Regions from separate parts of the Homo sapiens genome. Here regions 1 and 2 are each linked to region 3. A link is a loop called in an ENCODE intact Hi-C map of the cell type or tissue named here. Cell type or tissue: PC-9. All regions are shown on one strand. Region 1 overlaps RBMS2 (RNA binding motif single stranded interacting protein 2). Region 2 overlaps RBMS2 (RNA binding motif single stranded interacting protein 2). Region 3 holds the start of SNORA105C (small nucleolar RNA, H/ACA box 105C).

Region 1 (4,000 bases), 60 kb after region 3:
TCCACAGCAACAGGAACAGGACCCCACAAATTTATACATCTCAAACCTCCCACTGTCAATGGATGAGCAGGAACTGGAGGGGATGCTGAAGCCCTTTGGCCAGGTTATCTCCACCCGTATCCTTCGAGATACCAGTGGGACCAGCAGAGGTGTTGGCTTTGCAAGGTGAGGATGGCAGGAGTGGGGAAATGATGAGGTTAATAACAAATGTCACTTGGGGGTCACCAGAAAACAAAATCTATGCCTTTCCCACACAAGGTCAAAATACTTTACTATTATTCAAAAATACTTGATGGTAAGTCAAAAGTTCATTTTAGGCCAGGTGCGGTGGCTTACACCTGTAATCCCAGCACTTTAGGAGGCCAAGGCAGGCATATCACCTGAGGTCAGGAGTTTGAGACCAGCCTGGCAAACATGGTGAAACCCCGTCTCTACTAAAAATACAAAAATTAGCCAGACGTGGTGGCGCATGCCTGTAATCCCAGCTACTCAGGAGGCTGAGGCAGGAGAATTGCTTGAACCTGGGAGGCAGAGGTTGCAGTGAGCTGAGATCGCACCACTGCACTGCAGCCTGGGGAACAGAGTGAGACTCTGTCTCAAAAAAAAAAAAAAAAAAAAGGTTCATTTTATTATAGGTTACAATACTCAAAAACCCATTAGCCCCACCTAAATATTTTTTTTATAAAGATGGGGTCTTGCTGTGTTGCCCAGGCTGCTCTTGAACATCTGGGCTCAAGTGATCCTCCTGCCTCAGCCACCTAAGCAGTTGGGATTACAGGCATGAGCCACCACACTCGGCTAAGCTCCCTACTACTTCCTAGGGAAGTACTCTAGGCTTTGTTCCTTTAATCCAGACCCAACCAGAGTAAAAAATTCTGTATATTCTTATAGTTTACTGAGTATTTCTCATCTTGTCTCATTTAATCTTTACAACATCCCTGTGAGATAAATATTCTCTATCTTACAGATGAGGAAAGTGAACTCTTCAGTAGAAATGATTTGCCCAGGGTCTTACAGGAGTGGGTGTTAGAGCAGAGCCCTGATCCTTCTGGCTTTGAGAGCAGTAGGATGAGGTAGAAGTTTTGATCTTCCTTTTCAGATCTGTTGGGAGACCTGTATTCCAGAACAATTCTGCACCTGTGATATCAGAGCTTGTGAGCCTTGGTTCACTCTCTGAAGTGGAGATTGATTCAGATGAGTAATTTTCCCACAGTATTCCCTATACCTGCAGTTTTCCCAGGTGCCCTTCTTTGGGCTTTGGTATCTGCCCTCACTGTCGTAGGGTATCAGCCTCCCTTAGCCCACTTAAGAAATGGCTCTGCTTTTATTTATTTTAAGATTTTATTTGAAAGGAGATTCTTTTGACTTTTTTTTTTTTTTTTAGTTTCAAAATGACTGGACTAAGTGAGCCAAGCACCCCTTTTTGCTTTATATCTTGTCTGGTCCGTGAACACCCCCTTACTCTGAGTGTTTCAGACCTTGGGAACAAGAAATAGTTTCTCTTGGCTGGGCGTGGTGGCTCACGCCTGTAATCCCAGCACTTTGGGAGGCTGAGGCGGGTGGATCACCTGAGGTCAGGAGTTTGAGACCAGCCTGGCCAACCTGGTGAAACCCCGTCTCTACTAAAAATACAAAAATTAGCTGGGTATGGTGGCGGGCTCCTGTAGTCCCAGCTACTCGGGAGGCTGAGGCAGGAGAATCACTTGAACCCGGGAGGCGGAGGTTGCAGTAAGCCGAGATCGCGCCATTGCATTCCAGCCTGGGCAGCAAAGCGAGACGCCATCTCAAAAAAAAAAAAAAAAAAAAAAAAAAGAAGAAGAAGAAAAGAAATAGTTCCTCTTCCCCAGCTGACTCAAGCTTAGTAGCACCACCTGCTGGCAATCCCGTGTATATCTAAAGGAGAGTTCCTAGGCTTGGGACCATCGAACTTATTTTGCAGGTTGAGCAGAGGTTCTTAACCTTTCTCAGTTTGTGCCACCCTTAGTTATCTAATAGTTTTTCACCCTAGACCAAAAGAAATACCTAACAGTTCAATTTATTAAGTAACTGAATGGTCCACACTTTTTTTTTTTTTTTTTGAGACGGAGTCTCGCTCTGTCGCGTACCACAGGTGCGTACCACCACGCCTGGCTAATTTTTGTATTTTTGTTGTTGTTGTTGTTGTTGTTGAGACGAAGTCTCACTCTGTTGCCCAGGCTGGAGTGCAATGGCACAATCTTGGCTCACTGCAACCTCTGCCTCCCGGGTTCAAGTGATTCTCCTGCCTCAGCCTCCTGAGTAACTGGGATTACAGGCGCCCGCCACCATGCCCAGCTAATTTTTGTATTTTTAGTAAAGATGTGGTTTCACCAGGTTGTCCAGGCTGTTCTCGAACTCCTGACCTCAGGTTATCCAGCCGCCTCAGCCTCCCAAAGTGCTAGGATTACAGGCATGAGCCACTGCGCCCAGCCAGTCCACACAACTTTTTAAAAAAATTTCCTGACAGCAGTAACTTCATGGTCCATACAGCTTAAGAAGTGTTTATGCTTTAACAACTTTGTAGCTGTTTGAAAAAATAATACACAAACATTGAAAGAGAGCATGTCTTTATTTCATTCTAACTATACTTACTAATGGAATATGTGCCTGTTGGAATTGCACAACTTCTCAAAATTTGGTATCAGAATGGACACCTACACACTCATTTCCTGTTACGTATTGGTTTTCTTATGGTATTTGCTTTTGTCATAGCAACTATTTAAACCCAGCTTTGTGAAAATATGATGTTATCTATCAAAAGGATTGTAGGGGGAACTAATGTTGAAGCAGTGTACAATTTTGAGTTAGTAGTGCACACATTCTCCAACAGATATTGCTGTTTTTCTTCAAAGAGTTAAAATAACCCTCGTTGTGACCCTCTGAGTTCACCACAGCCACCCACAGTGCCTGAGAGCACAGTTTAGGAACTGTGGCTTTAGAGACTTTTGAAAAACTATGAAATCTCTTATATGTTTCTATGTTAATGTCTACAAGTTTTCTTCATATATTCAGATTCATGCAAAGTATGATTTCCAGCAAATTATAAATATTGGCATTTAAAATAAAACTGTTACTTCGTTTAAAAATGTATTCAAATGAGATCTAAATATCATAGCAATCTGATACACAAATCATTCATTTAAAAAATACCTGACTTTGGCCGGACTCCGTGACTCACGCCTATAATCCTAGCACTTTGGGAGGCCGAGGCGGGCGGATCATGAGGTCAGGAGATCGAGATCATCCTGGCTAACATGGTGAAACCCCATCTCTACTAAAAATACAAAAAATTAGCCGGGCGTGGTGGCGGGCGCCTGTAGTCCCAGCTTACTCGGAAGGCTGATGCTGGAGAATGGTGTGAACCCGGGAGGCGGAGCTTGCAGTGAGCCCAGATTGCACCAAGGCGCTTCAGCCTGGGCGACATGCACTTCAGCCTGGGCAACAGAGTGAGACTCGTCTCAAAAAAAAACCCGACTTTGGGAGGCTGAGGCGGGCAGATCACTTGAGCTCAGGAGTTCAAGACCAGCCTGGGCAACATGTGAAACCCCATCTCTACAAAAACAAAACAAACAAAAAAAATTAGCTGAGCATGGTGGCACGTGCCTATAGTTCCAGCTACCTGGGAGGCTAAGGTGGGAGGATCACCTGAGCCCAGGAGGTCAAAACTGCAGTCAACCATGATCACACCACTGCACTCTGGCCTGGGCTACAGAGTGAGACCCTGTCTCAATAAATAAATCAATACAGGAATATGGGTAGGGCTGGAGGCAGATGGGGTGGGTCTTGCCCTGGGGATGGAGCTATGGGCCCATAGGACCCCCAGCCACTTCCTAGTCCCCCTTACCCCTACACCCCCCCTCAAAAAAAAAGGGCTATTTTTTTTTAAATTAAATACAGTAGTCTCGGCCAGGCATGGTGGCTCACGCCTGTAATCCCAACACTTTGGGAAGCCAAGGCAGGCAGATCACCTGAGGTCGGGAGT
Region 2 (4,000 bases), 80 kb after region 3:
CTGGGATTACAGGCACCCACCACCATGCCCGGCTAATTTTTTTATTTTTAGTAGAGATGGGGTTTCACCATGTTGGCCAGGCTGGTCTCGAACTCCTGACCTCAGGTGATCTGCCCGCCTTAGCCTCCCAAAGTGCTGGGATTACAGGCGTGAGCCACCGCGCCCGGCCTTTATTTTATTTTTTAGAGATGGTCTTGCTGTGTCACCCAGGCTGGAGTGCAGTGATGCAGTCGTAGTCTACTACAGTCTTGAATTCCTGGGCCCAAGGGTTCTTCCCACCTAAGCCTCCCAAGTAGCTGGAAGTACAGGCACATACTACCAAGCCCAGTTCGTTATTTTAAGTTTTTGTAGAGACAGGGGTCTTACTATGTTGCCCAGACTGGTCTTGAACTCCTGTCAAGTGAGCCTCCCACCTCAGCCTCCCAAAGTGCTATGATTACAGGTGTGAGCCTCCATGCTTGGATGAGATGTTGTTTTTAATGTTTTTGGTTTTTTGGTTTTGTTGTTTTGTTTTTTTGAGACAGGGTCTCACTCTGTGGCCCAGGCTGGAGTGCAGTGGCACCATAATGGCTCACTGCAGCCTCGACCTCCCAAGGCTCAGGTGATCCTCTTGCCTCAGCCACCCCTTCCCCGGCCACCAAGTAGCTGGGACTATGGGCTTGTGCCACCATGCCTGGCTAATTTTTTTATTTTTAGTAGAGATGGGGTTTTACCACGTTGGCCAGGCTAGTGTCCAACTCCTGACCTCCAAACAGCTAATTTTTGTATTTTTAATAGAGACAGGTTTTCGCCATGTTGCCCAGCCTCGTCTCGAACTCCTGGGCTCAAATGATCCACCCACCTCGGCCTCCCAAAGTGCTGGGATTATAGGCATGAGCCACCACACCTGGCCTTTTCAGTTTTTTTATTTTTATTTTTTCTTTGAGACGGAGTCTCGCTCTGTCGCCCAGGCTGGAGTGCAGTGGCGTGATCTTGGCTCACTGAAACCTCCATCTCCTGGGTTCAAGCAGTTCTCCTGCCTCAGCCTCCTGAGTAGCTGGGATTACAGGTGCCTGCCACCATGCCTGGCTAATTTTTGTATTTTTAGTAGAGACAGGGTTTTGCCACATTGCCCAGGCTGGTGTTGAACTCCTGGGCTCAAATGATCCACCTGCCTTGGCCTCCCAAAGTGCTGGGATTACAGGCGTGAGCCACTGCACCCGGCCCTTTGTAGTGTTTTTAACTAAAGAATTTGTAGAGTTGCCCAGGCCAGGAAGCCTGGTGGCTCTAAAGGGTAATAGACCTTGTCAGTAACAGATAAGGAGTGGTAAGAGGACATTACTCATATTGAAGATGAAGACCAGACTTTGCTGCTTCACAGGCCATGCGCTGGGTTGGGCCACTTCAGCTCCACTCCATTCGTTTTCCTTTCCTAACTTGACAATCAGCTCACTCACCCTCCCTTAGTGCCTCCAGTGCCTACTCCTGTCACTCCAATGTCAACCCATTGGGAGTTGAGGCCTGTCACTCCAATGTCAACCCGTGGGCTGTTACTTTGCGTCATATGATGCTGTGAGAGGCCTTGCTGGAATGTCCTAGGAATCCCTAGTAGCAGTGGCTATTAGTCTTCTAGAAAAGAACTATTGCTGCTGCCTTGTGCACATGCCCCACCTTCTGGGCAAGTGGCAGCATTGCGCTCATGAGGGGCTTTGCATTCTTAGCCAAGGGCAATAAACTGGGTGGGTGATCTGGCCCAAACTTGCCCCTAGGCTCTGCTAGCCCTGAATCAGCAGGCTTCAGAGACGAGGGTGGGTGTTATAAAAGCCAGTCTGTAAAGGGTAAATTCCAAATCTTGTGCCTTGTTATACCAATCCTTCCTGATTCCCGTTTAAACCAACTACTCTATTTCTGTGCTGCCTACATTTTCAATCCTCCCACGCATTAGCAAATTCCTGAAATTTCCTCATTTGGTAGGCCTTCCATAGGAGTCAGCTATGGACTTCCATAGGAGTTGGCAGCTAAAACCAGACTGTGAGCTTCTGTCTCCGTTCTGATTTTTGCTGCACCTCCCAGGGGACAGTCCCCACATGATTACAAAAGCCAGGTGCCCTCATCACCCGTTACCCCTGACCTGTCCACTTGTTTTGAATAAACCTTCATTCTCCAAGCAGATCCCCAAACTTCCTTGTCCTTGTTACACGTCTACCTCACAACCTCACAATTCAACAACAGGTAAATACCTGGATTCACTGATTTCTTTACTGTCCTTCTCTGAGGGTTGGGAAGGTGGGGGCTAGAAAAGGCTCATAATTTTTAAACTCTTGGGAATTAAACTTGGGAATTTCTATTCCTACAGTGTTTTCTCTGGGATTTTTAGCTCACTGATCGCCCTAGAATAGTGTGAACTCTCCAGATAGGTCCTGCTGTGATAGGCCAGGGGAGTAGGCTGTGCAGTGACGGCTTAGGGTAATAAGTAATGGTTGGAGGACACCAGCATAGGAGCAGAGTTTAGAACTTAAGAGGACAAGAAAGCTGCTCAGTGGCTGGCGTATAGCTGTGAAGGTAACCAAACACCAAAGAGGGAGTCTGTCATTTTTATAAGGCTGGAAGCGAATGTTCCTTTTCTACCTTAACATACAGTTTAGGGGGTTGCACCAAGACAAAGTTTCCAGGCTGGAGGGTAATACATATCCAGCGCGAGTGAAGTCCCCACTCCAACATATACCCTTTTTGGGTGGGTAAACACCTCTTTGCATGTGGACAGAAAATGTTTATACTTAAACAGACATATTTTGCATATTTTTATCTGGAGACTTCTTCTAGTTTTATACTCTTCCCACATCTATGCCAATGCCACCATTCTAAAACTTACACTCCTTTTCTACCCCTGGTCTTTTCCTTGTCCTTCCCTACAACTTGGTAGAGGTCCATTTTGTCTTACTTCACACTTTTTTTTTTTTAAATAAAACACAAAAGTCTACGTCTTGGTGTCTTATCCGTGAGTGGGAAGTGGTAAGCTGGTGATGGTCCCATATTTGCTATGACAGGAACACAGAGGTGGCAGCTTAGGAAGCTGGGGCCACATCTCACAAGGCAGGACCTGGATGCACTGAATCCCCCTTTGCTCCAGCAACTCAGCCAGACATTTAGGCAGGAGCACTAATGACCCTTTCCATCCACACAGAGGGTATGGAACAGGAGCCCCTGTTGTTCCCTTGCCTGTGGTCTCTTAAGCCAGTCATACCTATCCCAACGCCGTCTCCCCCTCAGGTGTGTAGAAGGGAAGATGAATACACAGAGTCTTTTGAATCTCTATCAAATGTGGTTTTTTTTATTCAACAACTGACAAGCACTTTTCTACAGCTGCACTTGTGGAACATCACATGGCAAAAACAGGAGTTTTTTCGCTAGACTTTTTTTTTCTTTTTAACCTTATTAAAAATGAGATTGGTCCTAAAAATATAGAAAGAAATAAATTTAAATTCACAAAAAACTGTACATTATCAAAAAGTCACTAAAACACCACATTTGGTTATATAAAAAGTCCCTTTTGCTGTAAAAGGAACACAGAAACTTGTTGGTGTTGATGGTGTGGTTTCTTCCTGTCAACCAGACTGATGGGAGGGAAGCAAAAGGGCAGGGGGTGGGTTGTCTTTTTATTTTAAACCTGCTTTCCCTACCAAATACTCTTGTCATGAAGAGAAAATCCACCTAGCTCAAGGGGGCAGTGAAGATGAGGAAAGAAAAGCAAGAAATGGCCCCTTTGATCATGCCCTATCCCTACCACCCCCAACCCCGCTCCAGCCCCCACTTCTTCAAACTGAGGCTAGGACCCCACCCCGCCATATGAGTGCCTGGTCCCTAGGGAAAGAGATGGAGCTGGGAGAGGAACACAAAGCAGGAACCATGGAGATTTCACTCCCCCATCCACCTCACAATTTCACTCCCCCATCCACCTCACAATGAAATTAATCTAGCACATCTTATACCAGGGGAAAATTGCCAGGGGGAAAAAGCAGAG
Region 3 (4,000 bases):
ATGAAAAGGAAAAACTGAATGAACGGCTGGCAAAACTTTCAGATGTAGTAGCTGTGCTGAAGGTTGGTGGGACAAGTGATGTTGAAGTGAATGAAAAGAAAGACAGAGTTCGGATGCCCTTAATGCTACAAGAGCTGCTGTTGAAGAAGGCTTTGTATTGGGAGGGGGTTGTGCCCTGCTTCGATGCATTCTAGCCTTGGACTCATTGACTCCAGCTAATGAAGATCAAAAAATTGGTACAGAAATTATTAAAGAACACTCAAAATTCCAGCAATGACCATTGCTAAGAATGCAGGTGTTGAAGGATCTTCGATAGTTGAGAAAATTACGCAAATTTCCTCAGAAGCTGGTTATGATGCTATGGTTGGAGATTTTGTGAATATGGTGGAAAAATGAATTATTGACCCAACAAAGGTTGTGAGAACTGCTTTATTGGATGCCGCTGGTGTGACCTCTCTGTTAACTACAGCAGAAGTTGTAGTCACAGAAATTCCTAAAGAAGAGAAGGACCCTGGAATGGGTGCAATGGGTAGAATGGGAGGTGGTATGGGAAGTGGCATGTTCTAACTCCTAGACTAGTGCTTTACCTTTATTAATGAACTGTGACAGGAAGCCCAAGGCAGTGTTCCTCACCAATAACTTCAGAGAAGTCAGTTGGAGAAAAATGAAGAAAAAGGCTGGCTGAAAATCACTATAACCATCAGTTACTGGTTTCAGTTGACAAAATATATAATGGTTTACTGCTGTCATTGTCCATGCCTATAGATAATTTATTTTGTATTTTTGAATAAAAAACATTTGTACATTCCTGATACTGGGTAAAAGAGCCATGTACCAATGTATGGCTTTCAACTTAAATCACTGAGGCATTTTTACTACTATTCTGTTAAAATCAGGATTTTTAGTGCTTGCCACCACCAGATGAGAAGTTAAGCAGCCTTTCTGTGGAGAGTGAGAATAATTGTGTACAAAGTAGAGAAATATCCAATTATGTGACAACTTTTGTGTAATAAAAATTTGTTTAAAGTTAAAAAAATTTTTTTTAATTAGTGAGGCATGGTGGCATGTGCCTGTAGTCCCAGCTACTCAGGAGGCATGGGTGGGAGGATCAGTTGAGCCCAGAATGTCAAGGCTGCAGCGAGGCATAATCAAGGCACTTCACTCCAGCCTGGGCAACGGAGCAAGACCCTATCTCAAAAAAAAAAAAAAAAAAAGAAGTTTGTCTTTAGCAATCTAAAATTTGACAAGTTTGCTTTGACTCTCTAGCTGCAGGTTCATAACCCAAGTTTATAGTAAAAAATAAGATGGATTTGTTATATTCAACATGGTGTAGTAAATATCAAGTATAGGTGAAAAATATATTTCATATTCGTAAAATACTATATAATAAAGTACTTTTATATAGTAAAATACTATATATTAAACAAAGTACTTTATAGTCACCTGATTTGACTGCCTTGATAATCCCTGAGAGATAAGCAGGACTGATACTTATTAGATGCCCATTGAACAGAGTAGTATATTAAGAAGTGTACAGATACTACTTATATGCCCGTTTTGTAGAAGAGGAAACTGATGTTTTAAGAACGTGACTTTCCAGTTTAACACAGCAAGTGGGTGCCCACTTTGTCAGCACATATACTAACACAGCAAGCAGTAGAGCTGGGTTTGAATTTCAAACTTCTGATCTACCCACTACAAATTCTATACTTTCTTTTCCCAGTATTTGCTAAAGGAGACACAACCCGTTTTACCCAGGAGGTGGCAGCGTTTCTCTTACTGTTCTATTTATTGGGCGCTCACTTTCCCACTGAAGGTGAAATACTTAAAAAGTGAAAATTGTATTCTTTCAGTGAATAATCTCGAGTTAAATTATGTTTAGCTGTTAATGATAATAAGATTAGTAAAGTTGGTGCCTGCCTTCTAGGAGTTGACAATCTAGGAGCAAGAGGTGGAGGCGGAACTGTGAAGCAGAGTCCAAAATAGCCTAAAAAGGCCGGCTGTCATGGCTCACACCTGTAATCCCAGCACTTTGGGAGGCTGAGGCAGGCAGATTACTTGAGCTCAGGAGTTTGAGACCAGCCTGGCCAACATGGCAAAACCCCCTCTCTACTAAAAATACAAAAATTAGCCGGGCATGGTAGCATGCACCTGTAATCCCAGCTACTGGGGAGGCTGAGGCAGGAGAATTGCTTGCACCTGGGAGGCAGAGGCTGCATGAGTCGAGATTGTGCTGCTGCACTCCAGCCTGGGCAACAGAGCAATATTCTGTCTCAAAAAAAGAAAATAGGCTATGAAAATTTCAAACAAAGTGTTATAGGAATACAAATTTGTAATGGAGCTCTTGATGTGATGTCTTTAATGGCAGTTTAACTTTAGTCCACAGGTGGGAGTGGGCTTACTCTACTGTTAGGAGACACAGGTAAGTTCAAGCTCTCTGACTTCCAAGACACAAAAATAGGCAATAAAAAAAAAATCAGGCCAGGCATGGTGGCTCATACCTGTAATCCCAGCACTTTGGAAGGCTGAGGCAAGAGGATCTCCCTTAAGGCCATGAGTTTGAGACTAGCCTGGGCAACATATTGAGAACCCTGTCTCTATAACAAATTTAAAAATTAGCCAGGCCTGGTGGCATGTGCCTGTAGTCCTCGCTATTTGTTGGGGGGTGGTGCTGAGGCAGGAGGATCCCTAGAGGACCGTGTCTCAAAAAACAAAAAGAAAAAAAGAAAACAATATATTGTAAACATAAAAGGAAAAGCTCCTAGATGTTCTAATGTGCCATTCCATCACTGCCAGCACTACTTTGACCTTTTTTTTTTTTTCTTTGAGACAGAGTCTTGCTCTGTTGCCCAGGCTGGAGTGCAGTGGTGAGATCTTGGCTCACTGCAAGCTCTGCCTTCTGGGTTCCCACTATTCTCCTGCCTCAGCCTCCCGAGTAGCTGGGACTACAGGTGCCCACCACCACGCCCGGCTCATTTTTTTTGTATTTTTAGTAGAGACGGGGTTTCACCGTGTTAGCCAGGATGGTCTCGATATCCTGACCTCATGATCCACCCACCTCAGCCTCCCAAAGTGCTGGGATTACAGGTGTGAGCCACTGCGCCCAGTCTTACCATTTTTAATTAGTAACATTTTTTTCAAATGTAAATTTTGTGTTCTGAGACAGTCCATTTATTCATTTAACAAATATTTTAACATTTTAAATTAGCCAGGTCCTCCTGAATGCTAAGGATATAATGGTGTACAAAACAGTCATGGTCTCTGTCCTCATCAAGCTTATGCTTCTGGTAAAGGCTGCTCATGACTAGTGACCTTATAACTAATGTATATTTATATTTTAACAATTACTTTTTCAGCACCATATGAACAGGAAAAATAGAAAAACAATTATTTCTTACATTCAAATCTCTCTCTCTCTCTCTCTTTTTTTTGAGACAGAGTCTCCCTCTGTTGCCCAGGCTAGAGTGCAGTAGCGCAATCTCGGCTCACTGCAACCTCTGCCTCTGGGTTCAAGTGATTCTCCTGCAGCAGACTCCCGAGTAGCTGGGACTACAGGGCCACACCACCACGCCTGGCTAATTTTTTGTATTTTTAGTAGAGATAGGGTTTCACCATGTTGGCCAGGCTGGTCTTGAACTTCTGACCTCAAGTGATCTGCCTGCCTCTGCCTCCCAAAGTGCTGGGATTACAGGTGTGAGCCACTGTGCCCAGCCCTTACATTTAAATCTTATGTTTCACCTGAGAGTTTTAGGATATGGTCCTAATTATCTGGAAATCAGATTTTAAGCAAATTATCTTCTAAATATATAGTGAATCAAAACTCAGGTAGAATCTTCATTAGGAGTGCTTCTCAGCAAATGTGGTTTTCAACAAACCTCTTGCTGTTTGTGTTGTAAGTTTATCCCTAGAAATATTACCCAGTGTGTAAGTTAAGAATAAGTCAGAATATTGAATATGACTACTACTTGAGGTAAGGGGCTGGCTTGAGGAAAATAGTTGA

What was found. Hi-C counts contacts between places; a loop is a spot of excess contacts. Peaks named below come from ENCODE experiments on the same cell type or tissue, not always from the same donor. Only the 100,000 strongest peaks of a DNase experiment are listed, where the experiment ranks them.
Region 1: it touches region 3 in a loop (13-fold over the local background); 107 of 110 quality-filtered maps call a loop at or near these places.
Region 2: a loop joins it to region 3, with 10 times the contacts of the local background. A loop is called at or near these places in 39 of 110 quality-filtered maps.

The regions. Positions count from the first base shown.
Region 1 is chr12:56,571,691-56,575,690 of GRCh38, forward strand. RBMS2 (RNA binding motif single stranded interacting protein 2) reads left to right here. Exons shown (of 14, transcript NM_002898.4): 5 at 8-165. Among named protein-coding and RNA genes, the nearest start is that of RBMS2, 52 kb to the left of the region's middle. In PC-9, a CTCF peak has its summit at 1,880 (motif pointing left); a DNase peak (open chromatin) is centred at 1,861; H3K27ac peaks cover 402 bases.
Region 2 is chr12:56,592,642-56,596,641 of GRCh38, forward strand. RBMS2 (RNA binding motif single stranded interacting protein 2) reads left to right here. Exons shown (of 14, transcript NM_002898.4): 14 at 1-3,552. It overlaps BAZ2A (bromodomain adjacent to zinc finger domain 2A), which reads right to left. Exons shown (of 29, transcript NM_001300905.2): 29 at 2,955-4,000. Among named protein-coding and RNA genes, the nearest start is that of BAZ2A, 36 kb to the right of the region's middle. In PC-9, CTCF peaks have their summits at 1,683 and 1,882; no DNase peak of the experiment used is centred here; H3K27ac peaks cover 1,313 bases.
Region 3 is chr12:56,512,155-56,516,154 of GRCh38, forward strand. It overlaps SNORA105C (small nucleolar RNA, H/ACA box 105C), which reads left to right and starts at 711; the gene lies at 711-826. It also overlaps the pseudogene HSPD1P4. In PC-9, CTCF peaks have their summits at 1,758 (motif pointing right) and 1,957; no DNase peak of the experiment used is centred here.